Linked DNA regions of Mus musculus: region 1 is linked to region 2. The links are chromatin loops, found by intact Hi-C in ENCODE. Cell type or tissue: left cerebral cortex. All regions are shown on one strand. Each heading gives the region's core, and the rest is flanking DNA. Links, peaks and the distances in the headings are about the cores only.

What was found. Hi-C counts contacts between places; a loop is a spot of excess contacts. Peaks named below come from ENCODE experiments on the same cell type or tissue, not always from the same donor. Only the 100,000 strongest peaks of a DNase experiment are listed, where the experiment ranks them.
Region 1: it touches region 2 in a loop (4-fold over the local background); 8 of 42 quality-filtered maps call a loop at or near these places.

The regions. Positions count from the first base shown.
Region 1 is chr7:16,605,176-16,616,075 of GRCm38, forward strand. It overlaps Arhgap35 (Rho GTPase activating protein 35), which reads right to left and starts at 9,818. Exons shown (of 7, transcript NM_172739.4): 1 at 9,297-9,818. Gm29443 (predicted gene 29443) reads left to right here and starts at 8,649. Exons shown (of 3, transcript NR_136928.1): 1 at 8,649-8,777. In left cerebral cortex, for the core only: no CTCF peak of the experiment used is centred there; DNase peaks (open chromatin) are centred at 3,001, 5,965, 7,274, 8,479 and 1 more place; H3K4me3 peaks cover 3,031 bases; H3K27ac peaks cover 1,788 bases.
Region 2 is chr7:16,552,289-16,563,188 of GRCm38, forward strand. It overlaps Arhgap35 (Rho GTPase activating protein 35), which reads right to left. Exons shown (of 7, transcript NM_172739.4): 2 at 9,170-10,900. Among named protein-coding and RNA genes, the nearest start is that of Gm29443, 56 kb to the right of the region's middle. In left cerebral cortex, for the core only: no CTCF peak of the experiment used is centred there; DNase peaks (open chromatin) are centred at 5,267 and 5,680; H3K27ac peaks cover 278 bases.

The DNA of each region.
Region 1 (10,900 bases), core at 1,382-9,381, 52 kb after region 2:
TAGAAAGAGTTAACTGAAACCCTGCCTTTATTAAGGAAATTTGCTGACCTTGCTCATAAACCAGATTCAGTTCCCAGCACCCACATATTGGCTCACAACCATCTGTAACTCCAGTTTCAGATTCAATGCCCTCTTCAGACTTCCTTGGGCATTAGGCATACATGTGGTGCACAGACATGTATGAAGTTAAAACACTCATACACATAAATCTTTAGAACACACACAATTTACAACTCAGGAAAAAGTGGTCCTTAACCCAAATTCTACAACAAAGATAGCTCAAGTAGCACTTCAGTGTTCTCCCTTCCACTCTTTCCCACGTATGTCTTAACTAGATTCACCCTGTATAGAGTTCTACATCCTGCTTCCCCCCCACACACACACTCTTGATTTTATATGCACTTTCCCGTGACAAGTATTCTTGAAAAACATACTTTTAAACTTTTTCATAAGTAATAATTCCCCTGAGGTTAAACATTTAGATTTTCATCTTTTAAATATGTAAGCATGATACTCAACATGTTCATATAAGATCATGGTTTGCATCTTTACTTCTTAGCCTATACTGATAGTACAAACAACTTAGTGTGGTGGTACATGCTAGTAATCCCAAAATTCAGGGGGCTGAAGTGGGAGGCATCTGGACTGAGAGGCTAGCCAAGCTACATACTTCCCTCAAAAGTAATTAATAGGATGGTAGTGGCGGCAGCAGTAGTGCACACCTTTAATCCTAGCACTGGGGAGGCAGAGGCAGAGGCAGAGGCAGAGGCAGGTGGATTTCTGAGTTGAAGGCCATTCTGGTCTATAGAGTGAGTTCTAGGACAGCCAGGACTACACAGAGAATCTGACTCAAAAAACAAAAATAAAAACAAAACCCAATTACTTAGTTAATTAATTAAACAGTTAACTATATATGCATCCATGACTACACAACTCTTAAAACTGAGCCAGAGTGGCTGGCATAATGACACACACCTTTAAATCCCAGCATCCAGGAGGCCAAGACAGAAGGGAAGGGTCACTGTATGCTCAAAGTTACCAAAGTCTTCCAAAGTATGTTTCAAGTTAGCCAGGACTACAGTGAGACCCTAACTTAAAAAACTGTGTGTGTGTGTGTGTGTGTGTGTGTATGGGCACGCACACATACATACATGTATACATGAATATACATATGACATATATATTATACATACACATATCAATTTATATACTATTTATTTGTGCTAGTAGTTAAGAGCACTTGCTACTCTTGCAGAGGTTCTGAGTTTAGTTTCCAGTACCCATATTAGAGGCTTATATCCTTTTATACCTATAGTTCTGGAGAACCAACCAAATACCACTGTCCTCCAGTCATCAGGCTGTGGAGCACATACAGGTACTCTCAAACCCACCATCCAAAAAAGTAGTAGTAATAATAATAACAACAACAACTTAAAAAGAGAGTATTTCCTCTTATCAACACACCACAAATCCAAAAGCAACTACTGCCATTTTCCAGTTTTAGTGACTTATACTGGGCACACACCAATAGCTGGGGCTCACGCCTGTAGCAATCAGAAACCTTCCTCCCTTTTTCATTTTTCAGAAAGGCTTTTACTCTTCATTCAATTGACCAATCAGTGGGAGACATTTCTTAGAGCCCAGCCACATTAAAAAGATACGTCTCACGCCTTTAATCCCAGCACTCAGGAGGCAGATGCAGGTGGATTTCCGAGTTCCAGGCCAGCCTGGTCTACAAAGTGAGTTCCAGGACAGCCGGGGCTATACAGAGAAACCCTGTCTCAAAAAAAAAAAAAACCAAAAAACAAAAAGATATACCAGGGTTTCAAGCCATGGAGAAAGTGATCACCAAGAGCAGAGTCCACAACTTCCTATGTTACCTTAATAGGCATTTCTATAGAATAAAGGAAGTGGTGTCACTCTCCAGTATCAGGACCCTGTCCCACCCCCACCCCATGTGGTCCTCTTGCTCTGAGCCATTCTGCTGAAGAAACAGATTTCAAGACTCCAATAATCTTGTGTTAGTGCAGCACCAACTTTCATTTGTATACAATCAATTTGTTACTGAACAGAGAGACCTCTTTAATTATCTATGGCAATCAACGTGATCATCTTCTTTTGTCTCACACCTAACATAGGCTCCAAGAGATAAATCCATGATTTTGACCTTTCATTTAAATGCAGATAGGAAAACGTTCAATACAACTACACATGTACTTTTTTTCCTTAATTTTCATTTTCTGTGTATGGGAGTTTTGCCTGCATGTGTGTTTGTGCACCATGTGTGCCTGGTGCCCACTGAGGCCAGAAGAGGGCACTGAATCCCTGGAACTGAGTTATAAATGGTTGTGTGCTATCATGTGGATGCTGGTAATAGAACCCAGGTCCTCTGCAAGAATATATTCTTAAATCAATCTTCTGTATGTGGGAAGGCTATACATTAGCTACAGCTAGCTGATATACTCTAATCCCAACCCTGTTTACCAACTGCAACTCAGAGTTACTAAATAATTGTAGTGATTTGGGCTAGCAAGATGGCCCAGTGGATGATAGAACTTGCTGCCAAATCTGACAACCTGAGTTTGATTAAGTTCAATCCCCAAGTCCCACATGGTAGAAGAAAAGACCTGACTCTCATAAGCTGTCCCCTGACTTCCATATATGTACCATGGCTCAGTATGTACACAGTGTATACACATGTGTAAACACACAAATATATGAACAAATGTAGTAATTATATTCAGCAATGAAACAAAACTAAGGAGCAGTGTTTTCTATCCAAACACCTGCATTTCTATGTACTTTTTAATGTTTCACATTAGCTGACCGCTGTGCTAGAAATGGAACCCAGGACCAGATGCATGCCAGACAAAAAAACTACCACTGCGCCTACACACCCAATCTCATAATTCCTATTTTTTAGTAGTAAGACAACAAATTATGGCAATAGTCTCTCTCTACATTTCCAGTTGCCTAAGAATATTCTCAAGAGAACATTTTGGCTGAGGCTGTGAGTCAGGAATGGAGCTCATGCCCAGTATCATGTGTTCCTGGTACCTCCCCAGCACTGAAGACTCACTCAAGAGGGACTTTACCTTTCTGTCTCCTAAAAAACCATGGAGAGAGGCAGTCAATACTTGGCCAAACTTCTTTCTGTTAGACAAACTTTTACCTAATTTTGTGAAGTCTGGATTTGACAAATCTGGAACAGAAATGCCCAAATTTCTCAATTTGTTGGCTACACAATATGGCAGAGCAGGAGCCATCTGATATAATCCCTTCATTCTGCAACAATTTTCCCAAATCACATAGCTGATAAGTCATGATAGGAGTTTCCTTAACATTGTTTTCTAGTTGGTTTGGTTGGGGGGGGGGGGGTGCGTTTTTGAGACAGGATCTCTTGTAGCCCAGGCTGGCCTTGAACTCAGTAAGTAGTAGGATTTCCCTGAACATCATCTCCTCCTCCCTCCACTTCTCAGGCACCAAGTTTACTAGTGTGTGCCACTATGCTTGGCTTTGTCAATATTTCTTTACTGCATGGGAAGCTTTCTGTCAATGGCTCAATTTCACTACAGTGGCCGGGAAGAGGGCAGCCCCAAGGAAGAGAACACACACAAGCCACAACTCCTGCAGAGTCTGTAACACTGCATCACTCCATTCATAAGGTAAGGTGAAGGAGTTAGGCAAGTTGGTTATTTCCAGCAAAAACAAATATTACATTCTTGTAATGATGCTTCATGGCTGAACAGACCCAGTTCTCCTCTAAGCTCAGTGGTGTTCAATATCAGAATGTCAATAAATGAAAGTCACATTGACAGGGGCCCATTTATTTTCAAGAATTCTTTGTAGATAAAGTCTGATAAAATATTGTATTAAAAGTTAAATAGAAATAAACTTTTGGGAAGATGAACATGAATGATTTGTTTGCACTTCTTAATACCAGCAATTTAAGTACTATTCAGACCATTGCTATTTGAGAGCCTAGGTCAACAATGACTCAGCTTGAAAAATTCCCTACCATTTTATAAAAGAGGTGTAAGCTGAGTTATGTAGCTAGTACAATCTGGAGACACCCCCCCCCCCCATGTTATAAACTAATTTCCATATGAATGGCTTAGAAAGTGGTAGTATTTACTTTCCATTGAAAAAAAGTATCCACAAAGGTAAGCCCAGGAAAAGCCGGATCTCAATTCTGTTTTAGTACATGACAAGGACAAGAGGGGGATCCTAGCACAGCCCCAGGTACTGAGCACTAGGCCACAGCTCTTCCAACACAGTTTGTTCTACTGAATAGAGTCTACCATCAGGGTTGGACTTCAGTCTTCAGACAGGGATATCCAACCCAGTGGAAAAGCAAGCTGTCCCCAATCCTAATTAATTAAGATATGGCCTTGACAGAAGGCAGGCCCTGCTCTTGTGTCTAATGATCTTGAAGCAGAAGCCTGCCATGTGACCCCAGGCAAGCCTTTTACTTTCCCACCTGCAAAGACTGCACTGATATTCTAGACTAGACTACAAAACTCCAGGGCCCAACATGCTATTTCTGCTAGTCACCTTCCATATACAAGCAAATAATCTTTGGGGTTTGTGAGAGGTAGATAATTTAAATAAGTGAAGTAAATGATTGATCAAAAGTCACATGGATTGGATAAATTACACCAGATGTGATAGTGCATACCTGCAATTCAAGAATTTTGGAGACAGAAGCAGAGAGATGACTCAAAAGCTACCCTCAGGTATATATCCAGATAGAGACCTGCCTGGGCTTTGTGAGAGCCTGTCTCGAAAAAATAAAAGTAAATGAACAAATGACACTGTCTAGATTGCCTGGTAGCAAACGACAGTCCTACAAAATCACAACAGCCTGCAAGAGGATCAACACCTTTCAAGAGACCACATCAGACCAAGGTTATCTTGCCCACCTCTAGCTATAATGATCTAATCTGCTGTATTGTCTCAGGAAGACTGTCCACATACACAGGCATGAGGCTACAACCTGGCACTAACTATGCAACCTAAACACTTTCCAAGTGTCCTTTTCCAAAAGTCACTCACTATTCGGGCCAGATACCTTCACCGATCTGTCTGGTATGAAGAATGAGAGTTTCTGACTTATTTGTCCTGAGGCATCATCAAGACAATTAAAAAAAAGAAGGCGATGGGCAAGGAAAAGGAGACATGAGCACAAAGAAAGGTTAGTTTTAAAGGGGGAAGGAGGAGGCTAAGAAAGGACTCTTATTGGGCTAGTTCTAAAAATCTAGACAGGCTAAGAGCCCTTACAGACATGCTAGTGCACTGAAAAAAGTCATCTGCTGCCATCACTTGCTTCACACTCCGCCCCAACTGGCAAAGGAACTGCCCCATAAGGCCAAGGCTACCACCTCACATTTCTGTAGCACCCAATTCCATCACGAAAGCAAATGTCAATTCTGGGAGTGGAGCCTTCACTACCATCAGAGAAGTCTGACAGTCCTGAAACATTAGTTCCCAGCTTAGAAGGAAAAACAGCTCTTTGTTCTTTCTGTCACTCCTCTTCCTATTATGTGAACTCAGTTTTGATGCAGAACTTTTTAGGCTGCCAGTGTCGGGAAGACTCTGGAAACACACGTTGTAGTGGTGCCGAGCACACAGTTGTTCCTGTTCTTAAGTAGGTGTCAGCTCCAAATAAGAATGAAAAAATAAGACAACTATTTGTACTGACTTGGAGAACACAAACTCTAAAATAAATACTGGAAATTGTGACATGAGACCAAAGAAACACCATTAGAAACAAACCAAAGTGTCACACAGCATCAAAATCCCCACTGTTCTTCTCAAAGCTTAAAGTCCTATAGCTCAGTGGCAGAACAAGCCTAGCAACAATGTTCAAGACACCAACTTCCAACCACACAACACAGAACTGAAAGGAAAGAAACAGGACCAGAACCCAGAAAACCTACAGTCCTATAAAGCTAGGAGAGGCACACAGATCCATTACGCACAGTCCCCCCATGTTCTTGTATACAAATACCCTAACATTGGATGAGTCAATGATCTAATTCTGTAGCTGACAGAGAAGACTTTTTATTTCGAATGTGTTCACACAGAACTATTTCTAAGCAGGTGCTGAAATAAACAGTCTGATCATAGCTCAGTTAAGAAAGAAAGTCCTTCCAGTAAATGTGCCTTCACAGCTGAATAGCTGTCTTAATATGCAATTGCCCGAGGCCATAAGGAAGAAAACCACGATAACAACAACAACAACAACAACAACAACAACAACAACAAAAGGCTTTTGATTTAGATTAACTCAAGAAACAGAATAAACCTACAATACACCAAAGGTCCTCCCCTCCCAGGGTAAAGAACAATATGATCAGATAGCTCTTTTGTAAAAAGCTACCTCTACTTCTGGATTAATTTCCTGAACCCCCACCACAAAATCATTAAAGGAACTTAAGAAACACAGGGTTAGAAAAGGTAAGAAAAGCACAGTTCACAGACAACAATCCCAAATGCACTTCTATCAGCCAGTTCTTGGCAGCCCTCTCCAACTCTACCCAACCAGGCCCCTTATAAAGTCTGGGGGCTGTCAGAACTCACCAGTGGTTCCCTGCACAGGCGCACTGGGCTCCTATGGCTGGGAGTGCTGGCTATACTAGAGGGCAGAAATCTGAGTGACACTTGGCACTCTTCCTTTCAACAACCACCACAAAATGCTTTCCAAACCCAGGCTATCACCATTTTGAAGACCAGGAAGCTAAAGCCTTCCAGGGGGCATAGGTGCAAAAGGAAGAAACCCACTGGGTCTAACCCAACCCCCAAAGATCACAGCATTAACCAAGAAGGCAAGACTACAGCTTCTGAAGACTAGAGCCCGTAAACACCAAATGTGGCCTCAGCAACCCCTGGGACATGCAAAACTTGAGAACTCAAATTTCCTTGGCCTGGAGTAAAACAAGAATATGACTTTTCAGCTGATGAAAAACCAAAAATAAACAAAAAAATACAAACTCATGAATGCTTCTGGGGGGAGGGTAGGGGCATACTGGTGTGTGGTGTGGAGGTGGAAGAGTGTAGAGCCTACAACTCGCTACAACTGCTCAGAGAGGCAAGGAGGGAAATGAGAAGAATAAAGAGTCAGGAGCAGCTGCAGTCCCCTTTCCCAAGGGCACAAAGCTGTGAGGCCCAGAGAGGGAGCAAAGAGAACATAAATGGGGCAATAGATGAATCCTATCCACCATCACTAACCTTGATGAGAGTCAGAAAAATGGGGAGACACTCCCAAGACTGCAGAGAGCTGCAACCAATCAATCCCTACCTCTGTAACAGATCTCAGGAGGACTTTGGAGGATAAAATTCAAAACACTCAGGACTCACAGAGAATCTGCAGCCTGGATCAGTGCCTAGAGTACCTCGGCTCAGTCTATCCTGGAAAATGCTGAGAGATGTATAGGACAGGGGTGTCCTCAATGGAGAACTTGTTGGTGGTGGGTGGGAAACCCTGAGAAGCAGGTGTGATGTGAGTTAAGTATTAGAAAGGGAGCCTGACAGGGTTGAGGAAAAAGGCAGAAAGCCACGAGGGAGAAAGGCAAGAAGCAAAAGAGGAAAGGAACTGAGAAACGGGTATCAAAAGAAAATGAACATCTAAACAAGAATTTGTAGACTCCAAGAAAGGGGAGACGGGGATAATAAGAAAGGAATGATACCTTCAGGTTAGAACTAAGGAAAAGGACTTAAAAGGAGGTGGAGGCAGAACAAGACAGGATCGGAGAATGAACAAAAAAAAAATCCAGTGAAAGGCTGAATGGGGGGGATGGAGGACTTAGAATTAAGAAGGACCAAACATAGAACACAAGGAGACTGGTGTTGAAGATGATCACTTTGACAGGGACAGCAACAGTAAAGTTCAAGACGATTCAAAACTATGTAGACAAATGGACAGCTCCAAAAGAGAGGAAAGAGCACCAAATAAAGAGAATGAAGGGGAAAAGCCGGTAGAAGAAAAGGGCAGAATGGGCAGCGTGTGAAGGATCAGGGTCAGAGTCATCTAAAGTGCAGAGAAACACCAGGAGCAAGGAAGACATAGGCAGCAAGTCCTAGGTGTAGATGAACTTACTGGTGATGGGTTTGTGGGGAGAGAGAGCAAATGAATGAAGCAGAGCAGAGGGGCATTGAAATAAAGGTGGGAAAGAGAGGAAACTCAACGAGAATAGAGGTGCAGAGAGAGTACAACTGAGTAGTCAGGGTTAGGGCAGAGGTCTGCTAAAGGAAATGGCAAAAATGAGACACCCTAAGGGACAGAAAAGGGGGTAAAAAGAAGAGGGCAAAAAGCCAGGCACCACAGGGGAGTGCATGCAAGATCAGAGCGCCTGCACAGGGGCAGAGTTGGCAGGCAGAAGGGTCTGGAAAAGAGGACAGGGTCTGAATGGCAAAATGGGAGCAAGCACTGAGAAGGGAAGGAAGCGAGCAAGGCGCATCAGAATCTGAGAACCGTAGGAGAAGGAGCTTAGGGACATCCTAGGAGGTGCAGAAGGTTCAGTGTTGCGACCCGGCAAAATATGGGGCAGTTGGGCCCAAATACAAGGAGGAATTATGTCCAAAGCCAAGACCGGGAGGGCAGTAGAGCAGTGCCTGTATCAACAGACCAATACGGATCTCCACGGAGGTGGAACCGCAGGTCCTAAAGGGACAGCTCCTGGGGATGCAAGATGTTCTACCGCAGGGATAATAACAGTAAATAGGCCAAAGAAGGAGAATGGGGATTTCCTCCCAAAAGTGATGCTAGCAGAAAACAGGTAAGGTAGAAGGGCCACGGATATTCAAAGTGAGCGTCAGAGGGGATACTGAGGGGTCAATGAGGAGGTAGACTGTCCCAGGAGCACAGCCGACTCCAGGAGGTGGCGAAGTAGGTATGACTGGGGGTCGGGGTGGGGGAGGAAGTGGGAAAGAAGACGGCTCAGAATTGGGAGTCGGGTATCTCGAGTGGAGGCTGAGAGACACCGAGATCCTTCACCGGGTTTGGTGGGGCGTGTGTGGAGGCAGACGCCGGGATTGCAGGGCTGCGGGGACACTAGCGAATAGGAAGGGCAAGGCGGGCCGCGCGGGCCGGGCCCGGGCATGCAGCGGCCGGGACGCGGGGACCGCGGGGCGCTGGGGGGGGCGCTCCCACCCCTCCCCCTCCGGCTCCTCCATTGTTCGCGGGCTCCGGGCCCCGCGGTCCCCGCCTTTCCCCCCACCCTTGGATCCCGCAGCGGGGCGGCGCCCGGCGCCTCGCCCGTCCCCACATTCCCCTCCGCCAGCTACGAGACACTTACCAGTCTCGGGGGCGCACTCAGCGCGGCCCCGGCCTCCGCGATCCCAGCCGCAGCGACGGCGGGCCCGGCGCCATGTTCCCCTAGCGACTCGTTCCTGAGGCGGCTGAGGCGGCGGTGGCGGCTCCGGCGGCGGGGGGCCGGGCGGACCCTCCCTCGCGGGCTCCCTCCTCCGCCTCCTCCACCTCCTCCTCCCGCCGCGCCGCGGCTCTCCCTCGGGGCGGGGGGCGGGGAGGGGAAGGGGGGAGGGGCGGGAACCAGGGGGAGGGCGGACCAGCCTCGCTCGCTCGCTCGTTCCCTCCCTCCCGCGCAATGGCGGCGGCGGCGGCGGCGGCGGCAGCGGCGTTGTCGCCTCCTTCCTGCGGCCGCCGCGGCCGTGCGCGTACTGGAGACCCTCTCGCAAGTGCGCGTGCGTTTCTGAGGGGCGAGAGATGCTGGGGCTGGGGTTGGGAAGTGGATAACGGCCCTGTGGGCCGAGCGCACCGCGAGGACCGTAGGCCGGGAGGACAGGCACGCGCGGACACCGAGGGCGCGAGTGCGCGTGCGCGCCTGAGGAAAACGCCGCTACCTCAGCGGCTGCGGCGCCAGATTTACACAGCGCGAGGACGGACACCCGCGAACTGGCACAGGAGGGCGCGGGGTGGGCTGAGTGCGCGTGCGCAGAGACGGCTGCAGCCTGCGAAGCCACCGAAGGGAGGGAGGAGCCCGCAAGGGGGGCGCGCACGGCGTCGCGCGTTCCAGGCTGCAGTACCCGCCGCCCCTCCCCACACCGCGCCGGCTCCAAGAGAAAGCCATCTCTGAGAGGCTTGGCCCGGCTCGTGAGGGCGGGGACTTAGGGCTCCATCCCGCTCGCGCGGGACCTCACTAACCAATGGAAGGCAGAGGGAGGTGGGTTCGCCTCCTGGAGCCGCAGCTTCGGGATAACGGAGGGGGTTGGGGGGACAGACGTAACGTGGGGTGGCGAGGCGGGGCTGTGAAGGAGGGAGCGTACCCAGCGAGTGAACCAATTGGGCGAGGGAAGGGGGCGTGGTCCTTCACAGCCCAACCCAGGCTCGCCGTTGGCCAGCCCAAAAGAGTGGGCGGGGACAGGGGGCACGTGCTCTTTCCCGGGCGCTGAAGAAAAACCTGTGGGCCAGGCGCGTTGATACAAGTTACTGGTGATTTCTCCCAGTGCTTGGTCTCGGGCAGAGGAAGGACAGGCCCTGCATTGCAGCCCTAGTCTCCCAAGTCAGCATCGGGCAAATGACAGCAAACCACATGTCACTTTGGGTGCTTGCAGGGGGAATGGTGATGTAAGAGGGCTCCCCTCTAACTCTGTATTCCTCTGGGAGCCCTCCGGAAGGATGGATTGTGAAAGACAGGCTTTCCCGGCGCCTCACAGAGTGTGGAATGCCTGAAGGAAGCACGTGTTTCCGATCCAGCCTTGCACTTCTTTCCAGGCTTTTCATCTGTAAAGTGGGATAACAATACTGAACTCCAAAGGGTCGCTTGGAGAATCGAATGAGGTATAATAGGCCCTATGGCCACGATTCATGGTGGGAATCCTCGAACTACTAGAACCCAGTAAAATATGGGCGATCTCCCTTATACATTAATATCTATAATAG
Region 2 (10,900 bases), core at 1,956-9,955:
CATCACCAGGATGCCTTCTAGCCCTAACTGTAGCATCTAGTCAAATTGAAACAACATACTCTTCAGAATGATGCTCAGGTGTATGCTACCAATTTACTAACTAGAGAGATTTGTTTCACCCAAGTAATCTGTAGGCACTAGATCCCAAGTTTCTTTTTCTTCCCTCCACCCCTCTCTGGTGGTACCAGAGAGTGAACCTAGGGCAAGCACTTCACTATTGAGGCACCCCGGTCCCTTCTAGTGGATTCTAGTATAGCATGCTAGTGCTATCCATGCTCCCAGAGTAACACCTCACCACACTACCACACAAAACAAAACCCATACAACAACAACAACAACAACACACACATAATAAGAACCTTGGGGCCACTGAACTGGCTCAGCAGATAAAGGCACCTGCTACTAATGCTGAGGTCCTTTTCTATACCCAGGACCCACATGGTGAAAGGAAAAAAACTTGTACCTGAAAGTTATCCTCTGGCCTCTACAGGCATAAGATATGCCTAGGCCTACACAGAAAATAATGGAGGAGAGGAACAAAAGGAAGAAGGGGAAAGAAGAAAGGGAGAGAGGGAGGAAAAGAGGGAGGTATGTCCCTGGAGATGAGTGCAAGGAAATCCCATCTAGATGGGTAGGTGTGACTGCAGAACTTGTGCTTATAGCACTATGGTTTAAGTAAACTTCCTGGGGGAAATTCTTAGGATAGGTAGAATGAGTAAATGGATGCTGGAGAAGGAATAAAAGCACACCGACTATATAGATGCCAAAAGGCTTCTAAAGGTAATATACTCAACGACTTTATTTGTGTGTATGTGTTAGCTTGCTTTTTATTGCTGTGGTTAAGACCACAGGCAACCTGGGGAGGAAAGAGTTTTTACTTCATTTACAACATCCGTATTGTAGTCCATCATTCAAGGAAATCAGGACAGGAACTCAAGGCAAAAACCTAGCTATAAGAACTGAAGTAGAGACCACAGGGGAATGCTCATCCTGCCTTGTTTACTTACTTTCTTTTTCTTAGTTTGGTTTCTGTGACAGGGTCTCACTATGTAGCCCTAGCCAGCTATGTAAAGCAGGCTGGTCTCAAACTTGAGATCTGTCTGCCCCTGCTTTCAGAGTGCTTGAGTTAAAGGTGTGTGCCACTATGCCCTATACTAGCTTACTTCCTTATGGACTACCTGCCCAGGGATGGTACTAACCACAGTGATCTGGGCCCTTCTACAATAACCACCAGTCAAGAAAATGCTCTGTATGTAGGCAAATATGACAGGGACATTCTCTCAACTGATATTCCCTCTTCTCAAATGACTCTAGCTTATATCATGTTGATAAAAAACAAAACAACCAAAACTAACCAACACCGTGTCTGCGCATGCATGTCCACTGATGCCAGAAAGGGATGGCAGTGGTGTTAGATCCCTTGGAGCCAAAGTTACAGGCATCAGTTACAAGGAGTGCTGGGATCTGAACTTTAATCTTCTGATAGAGCATTAAGTGACCTTGGGTCATCTTCCCAGCCCCAGATATTACTATAACAACAACAACAACTACTACTACTATTACTGCTATTGTAAAAAGTAGTATCTCATATACTACTTCTACTACTTTTTCTTCTTCAAAAAATACTACTACTTCTACTTCTTTAAAAAATAGTATCTCTTATAGACCAGGCTGGTCTTAAGGTCCTGAATCCTCTTGCCTCTGTCTCTTCTGTACTGGGATTATAGTCATGGGCACCTATGCTCAGGAGATTTCAAGATGAAAAGAGAAGTGCTCTAAAACAGTTAGAGCTCAAAACAGTTACAGGGCCACCTACTGCTACTAAGGAGCAGGCTTATTCTGTATTAGTTAGTTGTGCTGCAGAGATGAGAACAGGATAAAATATAAATTAGACTGCTTCTTATCTCTTTCATCTCAGAGTCCAAGATCTAGTTTAACCCTTTAATTTATGAATGTGGCAATGAAGATAGCATTAGACAGTATCAAGCCCCCTTGCTGAGTGACGTGAAGTCCATTCCACCTCTTCACGTGCACTCTCTTAAGATTTAAACTCTGGACTACAGAATGTCAAAAACATCCTTTAGATAACGGAAGGTTCTCCAGAGCATCACAAAATTAGAAAGGAATTCTTGAATAACTACTTTAAACCTTCCTCATTGGGAAGTTGGTATGTGGAATGTTATGCCAAGAGCTGGGCTGGCTTCTGATATTACCAACACTTCTGACATCTGAAGGGTTACTGTGTACATTTTAGTTAGAAATTTCATTCTCCCAAGTGGTTTGCCAGATGTCTCCTGTCTCCAGTCAGGCACATGCCCCTCTTTAGGGAATCAGAGGGAGCACTCTCACAGAAGGTGTTCTCAACATCCATCTTCTTTTGGGGTACTCACTTAGCAGGCCTAACTGGAAAAGGCTAGGAGAGGACAAGCCCCTAGAATGACCCACACATCTGTGCCTGGAATGGATCAAGCAATGCAAAAGCAATTCCCTAGGAAGCTAGCTAAGTGTTGAAACCTCAAAGTCATCCCGCAAAGCCAAAGATTATTTCATAGCAGAGATCAGAGACCCTGTAAAAGGCTGTGAGCAACTGCAGCCAAAGCCTACACTCCTTCCTCCAGGATGAAATGTCAATGCCACAGATGAAGACAGGCCCAGCTTAAGTCACCTCCTCCTATCCTTTAGATAGATGCTGATGGAATGAATAATGGCTCCACTGTTCCAGACCTCTTGGTTTCCTTAAAAACAAGCTTAAAGTGTATTAGCTCACACCTGCAATCCTAGCATTTGGGAGACAGAGGCAGGAGGATTGCCCAAGCCAGCTTGGACAGTATAGTGAAAGCTTGTCTCGAAAAACAAAAGGCATCACTCAAGCTTCCTCCACCCCAACTTGCATTTATCACCAACACTGTGATTTTTCTAGTTAGCAATCATTTTCTCATGTTTCCAACAGAGCTTCAAAGGGGCCCTTTCAATTAAGTTACTCATGCTCCTGGAACTCATCAGCTTAGAGCACCTTGATTTAGGGCAAAACAGGAAGGCGGTTGTGTCAACCCATTGCAGTGATAAAGAGTCTGGCAAGCCTGGCAAACCTGCATCCTGGCTTCTTGAGACTGACTTCTTGGACAGTGCAGCTGTGGGCAAGGTAGAAGAGGCTGCTGGATCCAGGTGCAGCCATGTAATGCTCTGCCAGAAATCTCATGCACGGACTCTGACTTTGCCAGAGTTATGGGGCTGGCCTTTGGGAGGAGGGCTGATTTTGACTGCAGCTGACCTCACCTAGATCCTGCTGAGGTATTTTGATATAACCAGGTGGTGGAGGAGAGACAGCTGGCTTAGGGAAGCATCACAGCAATTCTTTGTCCTTTGAAATAAAGATCTGGACTCCCTATTTTATTTAAAGAACAGGTGTGTGCAAACTAAAGCAGATAGTTAAAAAGATTGTCTATTTTTAACAGCAAAAAACACACTACAGAAGTTCTTTAGGTTTTAAAATAAACAGAGAAACCAGGCATGGTGGTACACATAATCCTAGCACGCAGGAGTTTCAGATAGGATCACTGAGTTTGAGGCCAGCCTGGGCTACACTATAAACACTATAAAACACTATAAAATAAACTGAAAATCCTCTGGTGTGAGTTTAAAACAACGTCTAAACTTCTGATGGCTAATTCAGTCCCTCCATGCCTATTTTGGCCCTACTTGACTATCCTTTGAAGACAGAAACAGCAGCACCATGTTTTCAGGAGGAACAGCATAGAGAAATGGACTTACTAACCTAGACTCTGTTTGAATGAACACAATGAATGGCCTCCTTGATCTAAACATGTGCACATTAACAGCAAGTATTAGCAACTTTCTTGCAAATAGAAATGGCAGCTAGAAGACTGGCCTCAAAAACTCACCCATTCTTTGCACAGTGGTAAACCGGGCAAGGTAAGGTGTTTACTTGTTTTTAAGACAGTGTCTCCTGTAGCCAGACTGGCCTCCAAGTCACTGTGGAGTCAAAGCTAGCCTTGAACTCATGGTTCTACCTTCACCTCCCAACAGCTGGAATTACAGACAAGTCCCACCATCCCCCTGCTAGGGTAGTGTTTAATCTCTCTGATTCTTAGTCACTTCATCTCTAAGATATAAATGAGCTCTGCTTCCTGATCCAGCCAGCTGTGATGAAGTAAGCACTTCTTTCCCCACAGAGACATCTGTTCCCGTGCCTTCCCCACAACAGACCACACCCTCAAAATGTTCTTCAAAATATACTCATCTATAAAATAAAGATGGGGTTAAAAAATTGCATAGGTAAAAATATACACCGACCAGTATGCTTTCCATAGTTTGGCATTCTTTTTCTGTTTCTGTGGTAGCCACACTACAGACCGTACCCATATGAAAAAATTCTGGTCTCTGAATTCCACACTATATCTCTATGAATCCTCCATCTTTAACTGCCTGCCTGGTGCTGCATCCATGTTAGTTTTTTTTTTTAATTACCAGTTCCTTAGGGAACTTTTCTAGATGTCTCAGTTGAGTGTAAACTTTGTTAAAGAACTCCTCTATATCTAGTACCTCCCTGTCTGGTAACACTTAAAGTACATAAAAGTTCTAGTTCAGAAGCTATCACAGAGAAACACTAACTAGCACATTTGGACACCATAACACCAGGTTGGAGACAAGCGCCTGCTGATGCCCTTGCTGAACTGAACGCTGGCTTCCTAAAGGGCGAAGCTGCTTGTACATGGAAGCCAAAGTGCCTTCTTTAGTAGACTAATCTTTTTAAAATTGTTTAAAGATTTCTTTTTGTTTTATGTGCATGAACATTTTGCTGCATGTGCCTCTTATTCACTGAGCCCCTACAAATCTTATTTTAGAAGTCAGCAAAGTCATGTTAGTCCTGTTTTTTAAAAAAGCAGTTTCGCGTACCCCATATTAGCCTCAATGTCACTATGTCCCAAAGGTGACCCTGAGCTCCTGATCCTCCTGTCTTCTACCGCAATCATACTACTTCTAGGATCATAGAAATTCAGGTATCTCATCTTAATAGCTCACTCAGGAGGACTAAGCTCAGAGAGGAACACACTGAGGTTTTCTGAGCAAGTTACAAAGAGCTCTTATCACATTCCACTTGTCTGTCAAAACCAATATCCCTCTCAGGGATGTGGGCAGTCCAACTCCCCAGCTGGTTTTCATTCACACTAGAAACTTTAACTCCGTTCTAGGCCTCACAAAACGAGAGCTGTGTCCGCACAAAGCCACAACAACCAGCCAATTCACTAAATCCAATGAAATAAGCCAATTCACTGGGGGGACACAAACTGTCAAACTGGTTACTTGGTGCCTTATAGACCAAACAATGTGTGATTCAAACAGTTCACTTTTCAATAGGTTGTCTTGTCATGTGGCAGCCACAGTAAGTGAAAGATTTTCTTTATCACTGTTTTGTCTTTTTATTAAACACAGGAGTAAGAACATTTCTGACAGAAGGGTAAATAGCCAATAATGTCTAGTCTTTAAATCGTAGTCAAACACACCAAATTTCAGCAAAGTGTATGAGCCCCAAGGGTACAATTGTGGAGCAAGGCTATACCGCCTGCTTTTTGGCTTTTAAAATAAGAGCTACTGGTCCCGATCTCGTCTTTGCAAACACACTGCCTTGGGAGACAGGGACATGAGCAGCAGCAGCTTTAGACAAAGCTCTATTCACAGTGGCCCAAGTGCAATCTTGGAGTTTCTATTTCATTCAGTTGAGTGCGGAAGGCTCCCACTGAGGGTGGGCTGCTGAATGGTTCCGTTGGGAAAAGGACCCAAGGAGCACTGGCTTTACAGTCTGCACTTTCATTAGGAGAGATGAAAGCGTCTCTCTCTCTCTGACTATAGTTCTTTAGTAAGGTACTAATCTAGCAAATTAGCAAGAGTACTGAGGAGTTTTTTTTTTTTTTTTTTTTTTTTTTCCTTTCTCCCCATCACATTGGTACCCAGAGCAGAGCGTCTGTTCATTAAGGTGGTTGTCAGGGTGAGCACAGAACAAGTAGCTGAATCACTGTGGGTTAAACCTTGTACCAAAGAGGAAGTGGTGTAGTTAGGAGGACTGCAGCAGACTCCTCCCCGGGTACAGTGCCATGTTCCACCTGCTGCTGGGGCATGTCACCTTATGCACTGCTTCAGCCTCATCCCTCTTCCAGGTCTAGTTTCATGGTGACAACCACCCAAACTTCTGGCCCATGATAGTCAGACCTCCAGAAGGAGCCAGAGGAGGTACATTATGTGCTCAAGGTCCAAATAAGAAAGCAGGGAGTTGGGATCTGACCCTAGGACTTCATTCTTGGCCTCAGCAGCTAATAGTGACCCCGACTCTACCCAAGCTATCCCAACGTGAGCTCTGTCCACAAGGCTTTAACTGGACAGATAAGATGATCCATTCATAGCAACCATGTACATCTAGCTGCCCTATCTGAGTGCTATGGCTTGGTCCAGAGGGGGTGGGGTTGGGGGGCATTTCCCCAGCAGTCTGGCGTACAGGAGGGTCTGAGTTGCTTTCTATGACCAGGGAAATCCAGAGTGTTTTCCCCTCACTTGAAATAAATGTTGTACTGCCTTGTCATGCCAATAAAAATTAAAAGATAAATCCCTCATAGAGGGTAGCTTGTACTCTCTGCCCCGATGGTATCTTGCTCTTCCAGTAAAACAAGTGCCAGTCTGCATTCTCAATGGCAGCAGTCCTAACAGGAGGCCTGCTCTGTGGCCCAAGGCTTTCATCCTCTCCACAGGAATGAAAAACAGCCATGCTTGCTCTAAAGCACCACTCTCCATGTCAGGGAAACACAATTGCCAGCTTCTACCCACACTTCCATAAAGATACTCCTAAGATGACTGCTGGCATGCCATGGTTCTTGGGCCAGAGAAATTTTCAATCTGATTTGGAGAGGTGTGGCCTGGATAACTCAAGACAGGCTGGAAGCTGGTACTTCAAGCCTGCTGATCCAGCAGCTGGGGACATGTCTGGTCTCTAGCAGGTACACAGCTCAAGATGCAGAGACTAGCTGTTTCTACGGAGTTAAGCTTTCATCTGTGAGATCTAGAAATCAGGGCTTGCTTGACAATTTTTTTAAAAAACTATTTGATTTTTTGGGGGGAGGTGAGCGGATGGTGAGGGGTGGGAAAAAAGGTTCCACGCTGGCCTTAGGGCTGGTAGGATCCTCTTCTCTCTACCTCTTAAATGTGGGAATTATAGATGTGCACCACCACATTTGGTTTTAGGTAGTGCTGGAACTGGAACCCAGTGCTTCTCAAAGGCTTGGTACATTCTCTATCAATTGAGCTACATCCCCAGTCTGAGAATGTGTTTTCAATGCATCATTCACAGTATTAAAAATATTGCCATAAGTCAGAAAGAGACTTGTAATTCAGTGTGCTATTATGCCACCTTCCTAATTCCCAGGTGTGCCAAACACCCCCACAAATCAGAAGATTGTCAGCATTTGCATAAGCTGTTCCAGCAATAGTTTTTTTTTTTTTTTTTTTTTTAACCAGGAGTGGAAGAGGAAGAAAGCCAAAACATTTAAAATGCTCAGATTCAGTATCATTAAGCAGGGGACCTTGGGGGGAAACACAGGGAGGTTGGTTAGATTCCTAAATAAGAACTACTTTTACTGGGTCTTCCCTCCAAGTCTAAAAGAACAAAATCCAAGAGGCAGCATGGACACTGAGTAGACATGTAAGCTGTGGAATAACTAAATGAGAAGAATAACCAGAGATAGGGGCCCAGGACCCACACAACACTGCGCTGCCCTTTCTGACACCACACAGACAAGTAGGCCATGGAAGTCCTGGTCAGTAGTGACCGAGAGCACTGTGCATGTCCAGGGTCACAATGATGTCATACTCCTGAATCTCCCGGGGCCATAGGCTACCACAATGGCTTCTATGCTCTCTCTCTGGATTCCAAATTACATGATATTTTGATATGGTGTTTTATATAGCATTCATTTGTGGCAACTGCACCCTTCAAGGCCTTTGTAAAGCTGCACGCTAGTGGCTGATGTTTGCAGGTTCCTGGCAGGGAGGAGGGTTTGTTTAATGATGGTCACAGGTTAGTATATCTGTGTCAAGAGTCTCACACCAAGAGGTCACCCTCTGACTCTGTAAGTCTTGCCTCCTTATACAAATGGCAGGGGAAGTTGGATGATACTTTGTCTCAAAGCCCAAGCCTTTTAAGAGGACAGGGCACTGCCTTCAGCTCTCTGACTCGCAAACAGCAAACACCAAGCTATAGTCTTCGATGAGAAGACACTTCATCTGCTGCTACATAAGGCCTGACATGTAAACTACTACTAGCAACTTCTTCCTTCCCTTGTTGGTCCCTACCACACACCTGTGGTCCCTTAAGTTTAAAGATTCATTGATTGACTGCAGAAGGATAGAGTGAGGAACATGTAAAAGTTGCACTTTTCAAATATGGATAAACTCATGCTGAGACTTTTTGCCATTTCAGCACTTTCACAGACTTGTGTGTGCAGAGAACCATTTACTCCTCACTAATGTAAACTGCTGCACCCTTTGTGATCAGCATAGGGAAGAAGGAACGTGTGAGAGTCATACAGATACAAGATGGATGTTCAGGACACAAGGTGCAAATCTGCAATCTTTAAGGGAGCAAAGAGAATCCATAATGTAACTGGCTTGGCCACTTGTCAGGGCACTGAAGGGCTCTACACCACCTGCTCATTTGGGTAACTACTGCTCTAGGTGAAGGCAATCCCATGAGAACTGCCAGTAGTAGATATCTAATACACAGGCTAACTCTTAACACCAGGCCAAAGAATGAATGTACTCTCGTGGTCATGAAATCTCACATCCAATATTTTTTTAAAAACCAAGCTGTCGGGCTGGTGAGATGGCTCAGTGGGTTAGAGCACCCGACTGCTCTTCCGAAGGTCCAGAGTTCAAATCCCAGCAACCACATGGTGGCTCACAACCATCCGTAACAAGATCTGACTCCCTCTTCTGGAGTGTCTGAAGACAGCTACAGTGTACTTACATATAATAAATAAATAAATCTTTAAAAAAAAAAAAAAAAAAAAAAAACCAAGCTGTCCTTGAATAGTTTTCATCATCAATCAAATCTCAAACGGATGCTGTGCAAACCCCTCTTAACTCATCCTAAGTCAGGTCTTACCTTGGTGTTCCTTCTTAGACTTCGAAGGATATTCCTCCTCCTGGGGTCCTCATCTGTTTCATATGGAATGACAGCATTGTCCCCTTTATAACCTTGGGATGCCTGGTCCTCCTCTTTCTTTCGGATGGGTCCCAGCTCATCATCACTCCCGACACTGAAGCTGGTACGGTAACTAGCAAACCGCCCCAGGCGAGTGCATCTTGTCCTGTACAGCACAGGCTTACTCACTGCAGATACCTTGCGGCCTCGCTCTAGGGAACTTGTGTCCATCTCACTGTCAGAACCATTACCACTGCCATTGGACTGGGCTTTGTTGATGTTCCGAATGGTAATGATCTTGCCCTGGGTGCTGTCGTGGGGCACCGAGTATATGTTTTCTTCCTCATTCCTTGGCTTGACCACAGCATCCATGGGCTCTGCGTAGTCAGAAGGATCAAACCCATCCTGAGGCATCCAGGGGCTAGAAGACATAGATTTCCTCTGTCCCTCCCGATGGCCTTGGTCTAAGTAAGAAAGATCTTTTGTGATATCAAAATGCACAGGAGGCTTTGGTTTGACTGGGGGAGGTACTTTGTTGTTCAGTTTACTCTCAAAATTGCTCATTATGAAAGATAGCCCGTCATTTCCCTCCAGTTCCATAGAGAACTTGGAATGATCTTTGGACAGGGAGGGCAATGTCGCATCTTCCCGAAACAGGTGGTATGATGGAGGCTCCACATCTTCTTCTGAGTCCTGTAAGTTTGAGTTGCAGAGGGGTGAGCCAGCTCTGGGGGAGTTGAACACTTCCTCAGTGGTGCTGCAGGCCTCAGCTACATTATCATACATATGTGTGGCCTCAATTATGTTCTTTTTCTCCACCACATCTTTAAAAAAGGGATGAAAGAGCTCAAGTTTATGCTGGGGCTGGCTACAAGGGATGCTTGTGAATCTCCCGTCAATCTCTTGTGCAATTTCCTCTCCCTCTGTTAGCTGCTCTCGACTTAAGTCATTGTCTAGGACATCTATAGCGCCATCAGTGAGTGCGACAAGCTGGATGGGGATAATATCCTGCACTTCACAAAGAAAGGCACGTAACATTGCCAAGGAGGCCTTACGTTTGGCTGAATAAAAAACAATGTACCCATGAACCAACCGGCTCTTTCGGATGCTAAATGAGGAATGGTATGAAAGAACAGACAGCTCAATGCGCTTCTTGTGTAGTCCAATTGGAAGTTCAAGTAAAACAGAGTTGCTGCTCCCACAGTGGGAAGATTTACAAGTTTGGGATTGCAGGACAGGAGAGAGAACGTCATCTGCACTAAAGGGATCACCACACATCAGACACATGACAATTCGAAGGTCCACATCAGCCAAATCTTTGATACTTGCAGTGGAGCTAACCAGGTTTAAGTTGCGCTTGGAGTCCAGGAGTCCTTTCAGAACTTGACTGATCTGCTTCTCATTAATGTTGCGTCCATAACCAATGCCAGCAGAAGCCGGATCAAGAAAGACACACTGAAGTTTGCTGGCAATCTGCTGACCTTGCTGTATCAAGCTGTGCAGAGTCTCTCCACTTGTGTCCCCTCTCTTGTTAACTAAAATTAAGGTCAAGGGAAGGTGGACTAAATGATTATCCCGCCTGCCCAGTGTAGACTCTCTGCTCTTCTCTATACTCTCCACCACATAGGACAGTGACTCCTTTGAATTGTAAAGGCAGAGACAGCCATGGGGTTGGAAGGTTGGTGTCTGGAA